4 separate regions of the Homo sapiens genome follow, and regions 2, 3 and 4 are each linked to region 1. A link is a contact called in ENCODE Hi-C or POLR2A ChIA-PET data. All regions are on one chromosome and are shown on one strand. The core of a region is the stretch at or near the end of the contact, and the rest is flanking DNA. Distances in the headings are between cores, read along the strand shown. Region 1 overlaps PKD1L1 (polycystin 1 like 1, transient receptor potential channel interacting). Region 2 has its middle 17 kb from the start of LINC02902. Region 3 holds the start of PKD1L1 (polycystin 1 like 1, transient receptor potential channel interacting). Region 4 has its middle 36 kb from the start of LINC02902.

Region 1 (3,140 bases), core at 400-2,899:
GTCACTGCACTCCAGCCTGGGCAACAGAGCAAGGCTCTGTCTCAAAAAAAAAATTTCCATAGCATGTATGAGTAAAAGTCTAGTGAATTAATTTATCTGACTGGTTTTATTTCTTTTTTCTTACGAAGAAATGATCTCTTATCCTTTCAAGTATTTGATCTTCATTGGTTTATACATCTTTAGAACTTAATCTTTGCAGGTCTTTTATTGGGTGCTGGTTCTTAACTCTGGACTTCTCTACAAGTTTTGTCAAACTATCAAATGCAGAGCAAATTGGAGGCCTGCCAGAGCACCCAGAGGGTGGAATGAAGCAACAGAGAGGCATCAGGAAAGGAGAACACAGATGGAGACAGAGATGGGAGGCATAAGGTGAGCAGATACATCTCTGCAAATATTCACGCCAAAGGAAAGGAAGAATGAGCCAGGGGGCACAGAGATGCAGTGAAAAGGGCGGGAGGGTAGGAAAGAGGCAAAGGATGGCTGGAGGTGAATTTTCAACAGAGGAAAGTGTTGAGCATCTGCTGTGGGAAGCAAGATGATTTGACGACAAACATTGTACATTTATAGCAACTAATATGATCCATTTTCTGTGTTTTTAAAGAATAAAGTATAGACATTATAGCCATGTTGAGTTTGCACCACTTTCGGGGAAATGGTATCACTTCTTGACACTTGCTTCCCTATTGGAATAACATTAAGAAACTAAGTTAAAAAGCCCTGAAAATAACCCAAAGCCAAAAGGCCCAATGGCCAGACTGCAGACATCTCACACCTCACTCCTGGCACACCCAAAGTGCAGGTAGTGAACCAAATGAGCCAGGAGTATTCTGGCCCTGTCTGTATTAGTTACCGCAATTATATAAAATAAGCCCACAAAGCTGGCTAAACAATGCAAAAGATAAAATCAGCTGTTATTTTACTTTTATGGCACTTGGATAGAACGCTTGCTTCATTGATTGGTGCTTTATTTGCTGGTTTATTTTTTGTTTTATTATTTTTTTTTGGAACTTCATGAAGTCTTTCATAAGTTCAGAAACACTTCAAATACAACTTAAATATGGCAAAATCCAAGAACGCAATGACTACTCAGTAGTCCAGTTCCCTCCCTTTATAGATGAAGATGCTAAGTCCGAGCACTTGCCAGAGTCACCTGGCAACCAAACATGAGTTGGGGGCCCAGTCTCGGAACTCTGTTTCATCCATTTCCACTCCTGGGCTTATTTAGCTTCTCTATCTGGAATGCTAGTAAATGCCAAACCCTAAGTTGTTGTTGATGTTTCAGGATTAGGTATTGGGGGCTAGGGGGTGAGACGGAGAGGGTCCACTTTAAACATTCCATTACCAACCAGGATACTTGAATATCCCTGCCTGGTGGCCAGAGCACCCAGAGGCAGTGAGGTTTTGCATCCCTATGGGAAACATAAGGTCTATGTAAATCCAGGAGTTGTGAATGTGAGCACATCAATCTCATGTGCACCTGAGAGATCTCACAAACATTATCTCAGCTGCGATATTTCTGATTTGAATATCAAGAAGCAACAATTCATATGAGAAATATGTCAAATAATGTTGACTTGTGAAATGTGAGATGAAAAATAAACTAGCAAAAGCCAGAGGTTTTTCATGTTTAGATTTCCATTTCCATTGAGGACCCAAATTATCACTTTGTTTTGCACACAGCACCACCTACTGGCACAGGCTGTGCACTTGCACGGATAGGAGAGCTGAAAAGTTGGTCATGGATGGAAATAACTGCTGGTTTCACAAATGAGGAGGCAGAAAATTCCACTTAATTTCACTATTACAATGCTCAGCAGAAAAAAAAAAACAAAACAACTTGGATTACTGAGCTACAGAACACCCAGACTCATAGCACTGGGACTTCCAGGTCTTACCTTACGAGTGGGTCACAACACTGACAAAGGGGACAATATCCATTAGCCATTATCTTGCTGCGTATGAATAACCCTCTCTCACAAAAATAAAGATAAATATGTTCTGAAATAATTGATAAGATTAAATTGACTTTCCAGCCACTCACTTCTGCCAAAAAATCCAACCAAAAAGTATTTACGTCAAATTGAATTACTTAGTCAAAGGCAACAAACACACTGATAGAGTTGCTGCATAAATGTGTCTTTAAATATTCACCAGAGTAAATAAGGTAACTCCTGGAACACACTGAATTATTGTATTTACCAGCATTGAAATCATAGCAAAGAACCAATATTATTTCATATCATGCACTTTATAATTCAAAGCCACACTGCCTTGAAAGGACTATCAGACTGACTGTTTGTGGCAGGTGAAAATAAAGCCTAACCATGGATTCAAGAACAACTCTCAAAAAAAAGAAGACTACATTAAATGCACCTGTTGATGACAATATGCATCCCAATTTTAGAAGCACTGAGACATGGAAAAGAAATATGACACAACAAAATGCTATCATGCTTGCCTTTGCCTGGTGGTATCACGGAAATTTTTCTGCTTTACACTTTTCAGTTCTGCTAGATTTACCTATGATCAACATCTACTACTTATAGAAAGAAGGAGGAAGAAGCAAATGAACAGCTTGAGAAATGATCAAGAACTTGAGAGGTGTTAGAAACTGAAGGCCGGGCGTAGTGGCGCACACCTGTAATCCCAGCACTTTGGGAGGCCGAGGCGGGTGGATCACTTGAGGTCAGGAGTTCAAGACCAGCCTGACGAACATGGTGAAACCCCATCTCTGCTAAAAATACAAAAAAATTAGCCAAGCGTGGTGGCACATGCCTGTAATCCCAGCTACTTGGGAGGCTGAGGCAGGAGAATCGCTTGAACCTGGGAGGTGGAGATTGCAGTGAGCTGAGATGGCGCCATTGCACTCCAGCCTGGGTGACAAGAGCAAAACTGTCTCAAAAAGGAAAAAAAAAAACTGTTAGAAATTGAGTGTCAGTTATTACGAACTGCAACCATAGGCTTTGATAGAAGAACTCTGAGGTCTCCAGCAAAAAAGAAACTGCAAGACCCTGTTTTGGCACAGAACTTAAAATTCCTTCAAATATCCTTGTTTTGCTATTTACCCCAAACGAGATGCTAAGAACGTGTCCAAAGTCTGTGAATGGAAGGGGGTTTTATTACTACCAGGGAAATGGTGA
Region 2 (3,212 bases), core at 388-2,887, 150 kb before region 1:
TCTACCTCAAAAAAAAAAAAAAAAAAAACCAAAAAACAAAACAAACAAAAAAACAAATATGTAAAAACAGGGAGGGCCCCAGTGTGCTTGTTAACATGCATATGAGAGCGCCAGTTTGCAAAGCAGGTACAGCCCAGGCGGGCACTGAGCAGGATTCACAGCTGGGTCCAGACGCCTTCGCTCCCCACAGATGACACCTGCAGCGAGACTCTGCTGACCTTGAACTTCAAGCTCTGTGCTTCCACTTTTGACATTCATTTGTTTCTTAGCCTAAACTTGACACTTCCTTTTAGCAATATGCAAATTCAAGGCTGTCACAGCACAGCATCTGGAAAGTTACAACAGCAGCCCATTGGCGGTGATGGTGGGATTGTGTAGGGCTTACATTTTTTAACTTCCTTGAGTATATTTTTTGAGTTTTCCACAACAGGCATGCATTGCCTAGGAATGAGGAAAATCCAACGTCTTCCTCAGGAACCCAGGCTTCACCCATCTACGTGTCCTCTCTTCTACAAAATGGGGCTTACATGAACACTCTCCTCACCAGGCTTACTAAGGGCTTAGCTTACAGACATTATTGAGCATCTTCTGTGTACCAGAGGTTGGGGGCACGGGAGGAGTCAGATGTGGACCCTGCCCTTTAGGGTCTAGTGCAGAAGAGAGGTTTCCATAGGCAACTAGAATTCAAAACGGCATGCACGGCGGTGGAGTGAGGGGAGGGCTCTGGGGGGGCTCCGAAGGGGTAGATAGGCCGGAGTCTGCCAGATTGGAGGCCAGGGCCTTCTAAGCATCAGAACACATAGGCATACGTGGAAGGTTGAGCCATGGCATTTGGGAACCCGCCTAACCCCCCGGGGCTGGGCACAGAGTCCAGGGAGCACACAGCCTGGGGGTCGGGGAGAGAACGAAGGGACAGCACTTGGTCCCTCGGGGTGTGCATCAAGCTCAGCTGCTGAGATCTATGGATCCCAGTTCTGGCTGCGCTTTATTTTTATTTATTTATTTATTTATTTATTTATTTATTTTTTTGAGACGGAGTCTCCCAAGCTGGAGTGCAGTGGTGCCGTCTCTGCTCACTGCAACCTCCGCTTCCCAGGTTCAAGCAATTCTCCTGCCTCAGCCTCCCAAGTAGCTGGGATTACAGGCCCCCATCACCATGCCTGGCTAATTTTTTTTCTATTTTTAGTAGAGTCGGGGTTTCACCTTGTTGGCCAGGCTGGTTTTGAACTCCTGACCTCAAGTGATCCACCCATCTCGGCCTCCCAAAGTGCTGGGATTACAGGCGTGAGCCACCGCGCCCGGCCTGGCTGTGCTTTAGAGTCCCCCGCAGTGTCGGTGGTGAGCTCAGTGCCCAGGCCTGACCCAGATTCATCAAACCACACTGTTAGAGCAAGACTGGCCTGGATGGTATGGGAATTTTTTTTGTTAGTGTTCTCAAGTCTACAAAAGCTCTGGTTATAGGCAAGGCTGAATGACCTACTATTTGGGGAGCTTTGTGTAATTGAATGAAAGCTAAAAAGATTCATGTTGGTAAAAAGAAAATCCCAGAGGGGCTGCACCACGTTCTAGCAATGTTTGAGGGAGCCAGTGTCTCCGCAGCCTCACCCGCGTGTGGTGTGGGTCCTGTTTTTCATGTTAGCCATGAAGATAGGTGAGCAGCAATATCTCATGTGATCTGATCTTCCACTTCCTTAAAGGCCCCACTGATGCCTTTTCATTTGCTTATTTGGCACCTGTATGTCCTCTTTGGTGAGATGCCTCTTCATGCCTTTTGGCCACACTGAGAGTTCCTTTTCCTTGCCTCTCACAGTGATATTTGGAAAACAAATGAGTGGTGGTTGCTAGGGGTTAGGGCTGTGAGGGAGGAGAGGGTTATACCTCTAAAGAGGTAGCAGGAGGGAGAGCTATGTGGCAGTGGGACACTTCTGTGCCTGGATTGCAATGGTAACACAAATCTTCACGTGTGATAAGATGACATAGAACTACACCCACACACTGAAGCAGCGCCCATTTTCTGGCTTTGACATTGTGCTATAGTTATGAAAGATTGGGGGAACTGGGTGAGGCGTGTATGGGCGTTCTCTCTGCTATCTTTGCAAGTTCCTGGGGATCTACAATTATCTCCAGATACAAAAATTAAAAAGAAAAGTCAGTATCGATCAGTCTGAGAGTAGAAGTTTCATTAACCTATAATTGCTATTTTACTTTTTCCTCCCAATTGATTAGTTGTTTGTTCTCACACAGCCAGACCACATCATATAACATTTAGGTTCTGACTATGTTCCTTGAAGAAAATATACACTCATCATGTGGGGAAACAATGGTGACGTTTCACCTAAGGAATGTGAAGATGGAAATCAAAGTTTTCTCCCAATCAGGTAACTGAGAAAGGCAGGAGGCCATAGAAGCAGCCGCCTCAGCCCCATGGGTCACATCTGTGCTGAGTGACAATCTGTGTCTTAATGAGAAGCAATAAAGGCTAATTATCCCCAGGGTTTGACAGGTCTTTCTCAACACTTCTGCATAAAAAAGCAAGGCCACCCAGTTGGTCTCTGGATTGCAGCCTGCAAGAATCCCATGGTGGTGTTTAAACAAACGAGAAAGAACACATCAAAGGGGCATCTTACAAAGGCCCAGGAGAAACCAAAGGGACCTGGTGGCCTGAGTCCCCAGCTAGAAAGACAGATTGAATGGTCATTGCAAAGGGTAGGCTTGAAGGGGATAATGTGTGGCCATATGGAATAAAAGGAACCTCATCTCATCGGCCATCCATCACTCCCCTCCAACAGGAACAGGTGGGTGATGGACAAAGGCTGTAGATACAGGTGCGTTTCTACCCCACCAAATTAACCTAAGAAAAAGCACGGTAGGAATGAAATTAGGCATTGCACCATTTATCTAATTTACATTTAGTGCCTTAAGAGCCTGTGAATGAACACTGGTTTATGCAGTCTGTTCACTCCGTTTTCAGTGGATTGCTGCAGAAGTAGCCTCTGATTTTATGGGGGCCTGCACACGCTGGCTCCTGCAGTCTTAGGGCCTGGTCTGAGGAGGGGCCCGGAGAGTGTGGAAGGATGAAAAATGGAGCAACCCGGGCCAGGTGCAGTGGCTTACACCTGTAATCCCAGTACTTTGGGAGGCCAAGGCAGGTGGATCACAAGGTCAGGAGATCGAGACCATCCTGGCTAACATGGTGAAACCACGTCTCTACT
Region 3 (3,008 bases), core at 77-2,576, 130 kb after region 1:
TAAGGCAAAGAAATTTCCAAGCATGAATGTGACCAACCCCGTCAACACGTGCAGCCTCATTTTCTCATCCTGGTTTGCTTTGGGTTTCTTTGATAAAATGATGGTGATGGCACAAAGACAGTAAGCTAACAAAGGCAGAAATGCTGACAGCAAGCATTCATCAAGGATACTGATTTTTATAACGACCCTCTGGAGTTTACAGATGTGACAACAGGGGTACTCAGATTTTCAGGATGAGAAATCTGGGGGTGAGGAGGTAAAGTGACCTGCAGTGGCGGGGTACCCCACTGGGCAAGATCTGCAGGCACAGGCTCCCATCATGCCAGGCCAGGGGACAGCGGTGACCCACCTGGGTCCTTACCACATCCCACAGGCAGGTCACCTTGCTGGCCTCACGCCCAGGAAAGGGGGCATGGAGGTTTGCACCATGTCACACTGCCATGAGACAGTCAACAGCAGAGCACACAGGCTGCCCAGCCTCAACAACACATGGGTGCTGGCGCGCACAGAGCATGGGGAAGAGGGTTTAGAAATAAGACCCATGGAGGCTGGGTGCGGTGGCTTATGCCTGTAATCCCAGTACTTTGGGAGGCCAAGGCGGGCAGATCACAAGGTCAGGAGATCGAGACCATCCTGGCTAACACAGTGAAACCCCGTCTCTACTAAAAATACAAAAAATTAGTCGGGCGTGGTGGTGGGCGCCTGTGGTCCCAGCTACTTGGGAGGCTGAGGCAGGATAAATGGCATGAACCCAGGAGGCAGAGCTTGCAGTGAGCCAAGATCGCACCTCTGCACTCGAGCCTGGGCAACAGAGAGAGACTCCGTCTCAAAAAAAAAGAAATAAGACCCCTGGGCCAAGACCCCATGATCTCTTCCTGTGCCAGGTTTCTCCTGGTCTCCATGCAAGGGACCTAGCAGACAAGCAGATAGCTTAACTTTGTCTACTACCAGGCAGCAGAAAGTCCTCGAACTTGGAAGGTATCCTGCATTTGCAGGAAGAGCAATCAGCACTTCTCATGGCTGAAGGCATCCGCTTGGAGGAGTCTTCTCAAAAGCCTTCAGGAAAAAACTCCATTCTCAACACCAACTCCAACCTCTGAACTGACCCCGCCGGCCAAATGCACCCTCCTGGTACAGGGCCTCCACTCGTGCCAGAGTGAGCCCACATCCTAGAGGTGATGACTTTTGAAAGAAAATTTCTGAATGCATACTTTAAAATCAAGCTTACCAAACCCTCTGAGAACAGTGATAACTCACCTTTCCTGGTCATCAGAAATGTTCTGGGCTGCCTCCTCGGCCATGTCCTGTGCAAGCTGGTCACAAGTATGACAGTCAGCAGACCAGCTTCTTCCTACATCCTCTGGAAGACAAAGAAATAGAGCTTAATGCTTCCAGCTTCTGTACTTGTGACCTCTTATCAGGACACACATCAAACACAGAGGGAAAAATCCAAACTCCAGTAACATTTTCCCAAGCAGAAACAGCTTTTGTTTTCCTAACACTGTCAGACAAATTCCTTCCTAAGAAGTGTGCTTTTGACAGACGTGGTGGCTCATGTCTGTAATCCCAGCAATTTGGGAGGCCAAGGTGGGTGGATCACTTGAGGCCAGAAGTTTGAGACCAGCCTGGCCAATATGGTGAAACCCCGTCTCTACTAAAAATACAAAAATAGCCAAGTGTGGTGGCACACATCTGTAATCCCAGTTACCCAGGAGGCTCAGGCGAGAGAATTGCTTGAACCTAGGAGGTGGAGGTTGCAGTGAGACGAGATTGCACCACTGTGCAATAGAGTGAGACTCTGCCTCAAAAACAAAATGAAACAAAACAAAACAAAACAAAAGTGTGTTTTAGGTAGGGATCTTTGTGGCTGCCTGAAACAGATCACTACTCAAGGGAGAGACTGTACATGGAAGCTGAGAGAAGTCTGAGAATAAAAAGCTGTAACTGTTGGCTGGGCGCGGTGGCTCACGCCTATAATCCCAACACTTTGGGAGGTCGAGGTGGGCGGATCACGAGGTCAGGAGCTCGAGACCAGCCTGGCCAGCATAGTGAAACCCCGTCTCTACTAAAAATACAAAAATTAGCCAGGCATGGTGGCACGCACCTGTAGTCCCAGCTACTCGGGAGGCTGAGGCAGGAGAATTGCTCGAAACCGAGAGGCGGAGGTTGCAGTGAGCCGAGATCGTGCCACCACACTCCAGCCTGGGCAACAGAGCGAGGCTCTGTCTCAAAAAAAAAAAAAAAAAAAAAAAGCTGTAACTGTCCACAACTGCACTGGGGAACAGGATACCTTCCACAAGAGCAGAAGAGCATTCCTAAGGAAGGCTGGCAAGGCACACACTAGGCGCACTCTGTCTTACGGCAGAACCTAGGAATGATCTGGTTCCGAACCTCCTGCACCTCTCCTTGTTTGCAACTGGCGGGTCAGACTGAGTTCTCTCCATTACGAAACATTTTCTCTTATATTTTTAAAGCACTTGTTAGTTGTCTTAGTTCTTTATACCAACATTTAAACCTTCAGAGATTTTAGAAAACTTAATGTTTTACTCAGAACACTAGATATTTTTTCTCTCCACTCTGAAGAGAGTGATACCAAGAAGAGTGGGAACGTTTTCAGGCACAAGCTCTTTCTCAGATGGGAACACAGACCCCTTGAACAATGATGAACCAAGCTACGGGTGTCCGGCCTTGGATCCTGTGTTTTCTGGAACTTTGCTGCCAATGAGGTGAGTAACCAGAGCCCTGTGGTGGGTTAAGGGGCCTGCTGTTGACCTAACACACCTGTCTCCTGGGGCCTGCTGCCACCTCTGCTCTTCTCACACTGCCTTGTCAGTGCCTCTGGCTTTGTCCCCACTGTGCTTGTTGTGAGTAAATCTCAGATTTGGGGGAAATGCATACTTTCCAATTTCATTAGCAATACACTTTCAAATGCGCCTGTGACCAAGAAAAGGATAAACTGCAAACTGCAGTTTGTAAACGAACAAAATCCCTTCTTTCTGAAGCCCCTG
Region 4 (3,037 bases), core at 57-2,556, 130 kb before region 1:
GGTCAGGAATTTGAGACCAGCCTGGCCAACATGGCACAACCCCATCTCTACTAAAACTACAAAATAAAATAAAATTAGCCACTGTGGTGGCACACGCCTGTAATCCCAGCTACTTGGGAGGCTGAGGCAGGAGAATCGCTTGAACTAGGGAGGTGGAGGTTGCAGTGAGCCGAGATCCATCACTGCACTCTAGCCTGGACGACAGATCGAGACTGTCTCAAAGAAAAAAAAAAGTGTCTTGCAGCTCTATTTATTATGAGTGTAATTAGTTATATAATTACTTATATCTCATTAAATATATATTGTATAGCTATACATTAGTAGCTTAACAGTATATACTATACATATAGTTTCATACAGTTCTATTTATTATCAATTATATATTAGTTATTTGTCAGTTATACATGTTAGCTCTATGATGAGTTATTTTAGGTAGCTAAAGTATTTTAGTGAGTATAGACAGCCTACTTTGACTCTGCATCTTGTTTTTCATTTGTAAAATAAAGATAATAATCCTTGGGCCGGGCGTGGTGGCACATGCCCATAATCCCAGCATTTTGGGAGGCCGAAGTGGGTGGATCACCTGAGGTTGGGAGTTCGAAACCAGCCTGACCGACGTGGTGAAACCCCATCTCTACTAAAAAAACAAAAAATTAGCCAGGCACGGTGGTGCACGCCTGTAAACCCAGCTACTTGGGAGGCTGAGGCAGGAGAATCGCTTGAACCCAGGTGGCAGAGGTTGCAGTGAGCCGAGATCATGCTACTGCGCTCCAGCCTGGGAGAGAGAGTGAAACTCCATCTTAAAAAAATAAAAATAAAAATAAAAATAAATAATAATAATTCCTGCCTCATAGAGTTGTCATAAGAATTAAATAAGCAATCAGACAGATTTCTGGTACATCATAAACATTTTAACAAATGTTTATTTCCTTGTCTTAAATAATAACTGTAGAACACTGCTGAAAGGGCTGCTTATCAGAGTTGCCTGATTTAATGTTAGCTAAGGGCATTCACCTTGCCATTCATGTGCTTCAAACTACTCTAATCTAGAGGATTGTGTAATCTATTTAAAATCTTATTTTCATTTAAGAAAACTGTTAACTTCTCTCTCTGTTACTTTGCCTTGAAAAATATTTTTAAAATGTGTGCTACCAAATAACTCATGAGTCATCCATCGTTTCTTACAGTGACCCATCTGGAGAGAGTGACTTTTAAAATGTGTGAATGTTCCAGGATCACGACACCCTGGAATTCAGGATGGCCAGGACTGCAGCCCCCTTTTGTGAGGTTTCCGAAGCAGACTTGGGCCTGCAGGCCAGATGGACACAGCAGGCCTTTGCTTTCTATGCACCACCAGAAAATGCTTGATGATTCACTGGCTTTCTTTGAATCAAATGTAGATTATACAGAGCTGTTAAGTGTGGACTTTTTTTTTTTTTTGACAGAGTCTCATTCTGTCACCCAGGCTGGAGTGCAGAAGTGGTGCGATCTCGGCTCACTGCAAGCTCCGCTTCCCGGGTTCCTGCCATTTTCCTGCCTCAGCCTCCCGAGTAGCTGGGACTACAGGCACCTGCCACCATGCCCAGCTAATTTTTTGTATTTTCAGTAGAGATGGGGTTTCACTGTGTTAGCCAGGATGGTATCGATCTCCTGACCTCATGATCCGCCCGCCTCAGCCTCCCAAAGTGCTGGAATTACAGGCGTCAGCCACGGCGCCCCACCAAGTGTGGAATATTTTTAAGACAAAGGATATGATTTTTTTAACCTGTATCTTTGATGTGTAGTTTTTGACCATTAAATATGACCTTTTTTGATCTTATATTTAAAAAGATGCGCTGGCTTATATTAGACACAAGTAGAAAATTTAACTTTTCCAAGAGCAACACATAATTTTTAGTCATGGTTTGCTCATATTAAACATATGGTTACTGTATTACTAAAAAATATCAAAGTAATTTATGACTTTTAGAAAATCCACAATGCTGGTCCTTATTAAAAAAAGCATCAGGGTGAAGGTTACTGGAAGGAGTGCTCTTTTGCAGTTATTTGTCTTTGGATATTTTTAACATCTTTCATTACAGAAAGCTAAGTAGAAGTAGACAAGGAACATTTTGTCCTTGAGTCTAAAAATATGATTTTCCCCTTTCTTTCAAATTTTGAAGACTTTAACATCTCATAGTTTCTTTTTTAATGAAATCATTTAAACATAAAGTCACTGGAATATTTTTAATGAGCCATTTCAAAGAACTAATGAATTAAAATAACTTTCTGTTTCTCATCTTAACTGTTCTTTCCCTGACTGTAGAATTATTATTTGGAAAGTGGAAAGACTGGCCGGGTGCATTGGCTCACGCCTGTAATCCCAGCACTTTGGGAGGCTGAGGTGGGTGGATCATGGGGTCAGGAGATCGAGACCATCCTGGTTAACACGGTGAAACCCTGTCTCTACTAAAAAATACAAAAAATTAGCCGGGCGTGGTGGCAGGCGCCTGTAGTCCCAGCTACTCGGGAGGCTGAGGCAGGAGAATGGCGTGAACCCGGGAGGTGGAGCTTGCAGTGAGCCGAGATTGTGCCACTGCACTCCAGCCTGGGTGACAGAGCAAGACTCCGTCTCAAAAAAAAAAAAAAGAAAAAAGAAAGTGGAAAGATTAAATCTTGGCAGGAGGGAAAGATAGAAGTTGGGGAGAGCTATGTGTAAGGTGATAAAGTTCTGGAAGATGTGAATGGGGAAGAGACAGTCCAGTGGAAGGCCCAAAAGCCCGATTCTCTGAGGCACAGTACCAAATCTCTTCCACTGTCTAGATCTGGAAACCCACTGGGTATCTGTCCTTAGAAGGACACACTACCAACTTTTCAGTCCTCATTTAAGGCGTTGGGAATGTCTTTACCTCTTCCTGACACTGTAGTCTTCGTGATGTTGGGGACCTCAGCCTCACCTGGGACGTTGCCTGCTTGTCTGGTAGCTCCTCTCTGGGCTTTTACTCCAGCACCCTTAGTCCTGGGCTGATTCCCCCTCCTGCCTCCCAGCTATTCTCAT

The links. A loop is a pair of places that touch in the nucleus more often than their neighbours do. ChIA-PET counts read pairs that join two places held with the same protein, here RNA polymerase II (POLR2A). Pooled maps may share reads with other maps.
Region 2: a loop to region 1 is called in a map of B cell, with 7 times the contacts of the local background. The contact joins two enhancer-like sites. A Hi-C loop is called at or near these places in 4 of 168 maps with a recorded cell type or tissue (B cell, MCF 10A, OCI-LY7 and 1 more), 1 of 37 single-sample maps with no recorded cell type and 7 of 50 pooled maps. POLR2A ChIA-PET finds 5 or more read pairs at or near these places in 5 of 52 experiments (BJ, Caco-2, H1 and 2 more).
Region 3: a loop to region 1 is called in a map of PC-9, with 2.6 times the contacts of the local background. The contact joins the promoter of PKD1L1 here to the enhancer-like site in region 1. A Hi-C loop is called at or near these places in 3 of 168 maps with a recorded cell type or tissue (OCI-LY7, PC-3 and PC-9) and 4 of 50 pooled maps. POLR2A ChIA-PET finds 5 or more read pairs at or near these places in 3 of 52 experiments (B cell, OCI-LY7 and Panc1).
Region 4: a loop to region 1 is called in a map of PC-9, with 8 times the contacts of the local background. The contact joins two enhancer-like sites. A Hi-C loop is called at or near these places in 2 of 168 maps with a recorded cell type or tissue (PC-9 and ascending aorta) and 6 of 50 pooled maps. POLR2A ChIA-PET finds 5 or more read pairs at or near these places in 3 of 52 experiments (BJ, Caco-2 and H1).

The regions. Positions count from the first base shown.
Region 1 is chr7:47,817,827-47,820,966 of GRCh38, forward strand. All of the region lies in intron 46 of PKD1L1 (polycystin 1 like 1, transient receptor potential channel interacting), which reads right to left. It overlaps PKD1L1-AS1 (PKD1L1 antisense RNA 1), which reads left to right. Exons shown (of 4, transcript NR_161269.1): 3 at 200-369; 4 at 1,681-2,021. Among named protein-coding and RNA genes, the nearest start is that of PKD1L1-AS1, 24 kb to the left of the region's middle. Within about 2 kb of position 1,650, at least 3 of the 41 ENCODE cell types and tissues checked have a DNase peak (open chromatin) inside an H3K27ac peak, as active enhancers do; they include PC-9 and Panc1, where a contact is called at or near this core.
Region 2 is chr7:47,670,699-47,673,910 of GRCh38, forward strand. No RefSeq gene overlaps it. Among named protein-coding and RNA genes, the nearest start is that of LINC02902, 17 kb to the left of the region's middle. RefSeq lists an enhancer at 1,496-2,374. Within about 2 kb of position 1,638, at least 3 of the 41 ENCODE cell types and tissues checked have a DNase peak (open chromatin) inside an H3K27ac peak, as active enhancers do.
Region 3 is chr7:47,947,140-47,950,147 of GRCh38, forward strand. It overlaps PKD1L1 (polycystin 1 like 1, transient receptor potential channel interacting), which reads right to left and starts at 1,327. Exons shown (of 57, transcript NM_138295.5): 1 at 1,258-1,327. The coding sequence starts at 1,301.
Region 4 is chr7:47,690,090-47,693,126 of GRCh38, forward strand. No RefSeq gene overlaps it. Among named protein-coding and RNA genes, the nearest start is that of LINC02902, 36 kb to the left of the region's middle. Within about 2 kb of position 1,307, at least 3 of the 41 ENCODE cell types and tissues checked have a DNase peak (open chromatin) inside an H3K27ac peak, as active enhancers do; they include PC-9, where a contact is called at or near this core.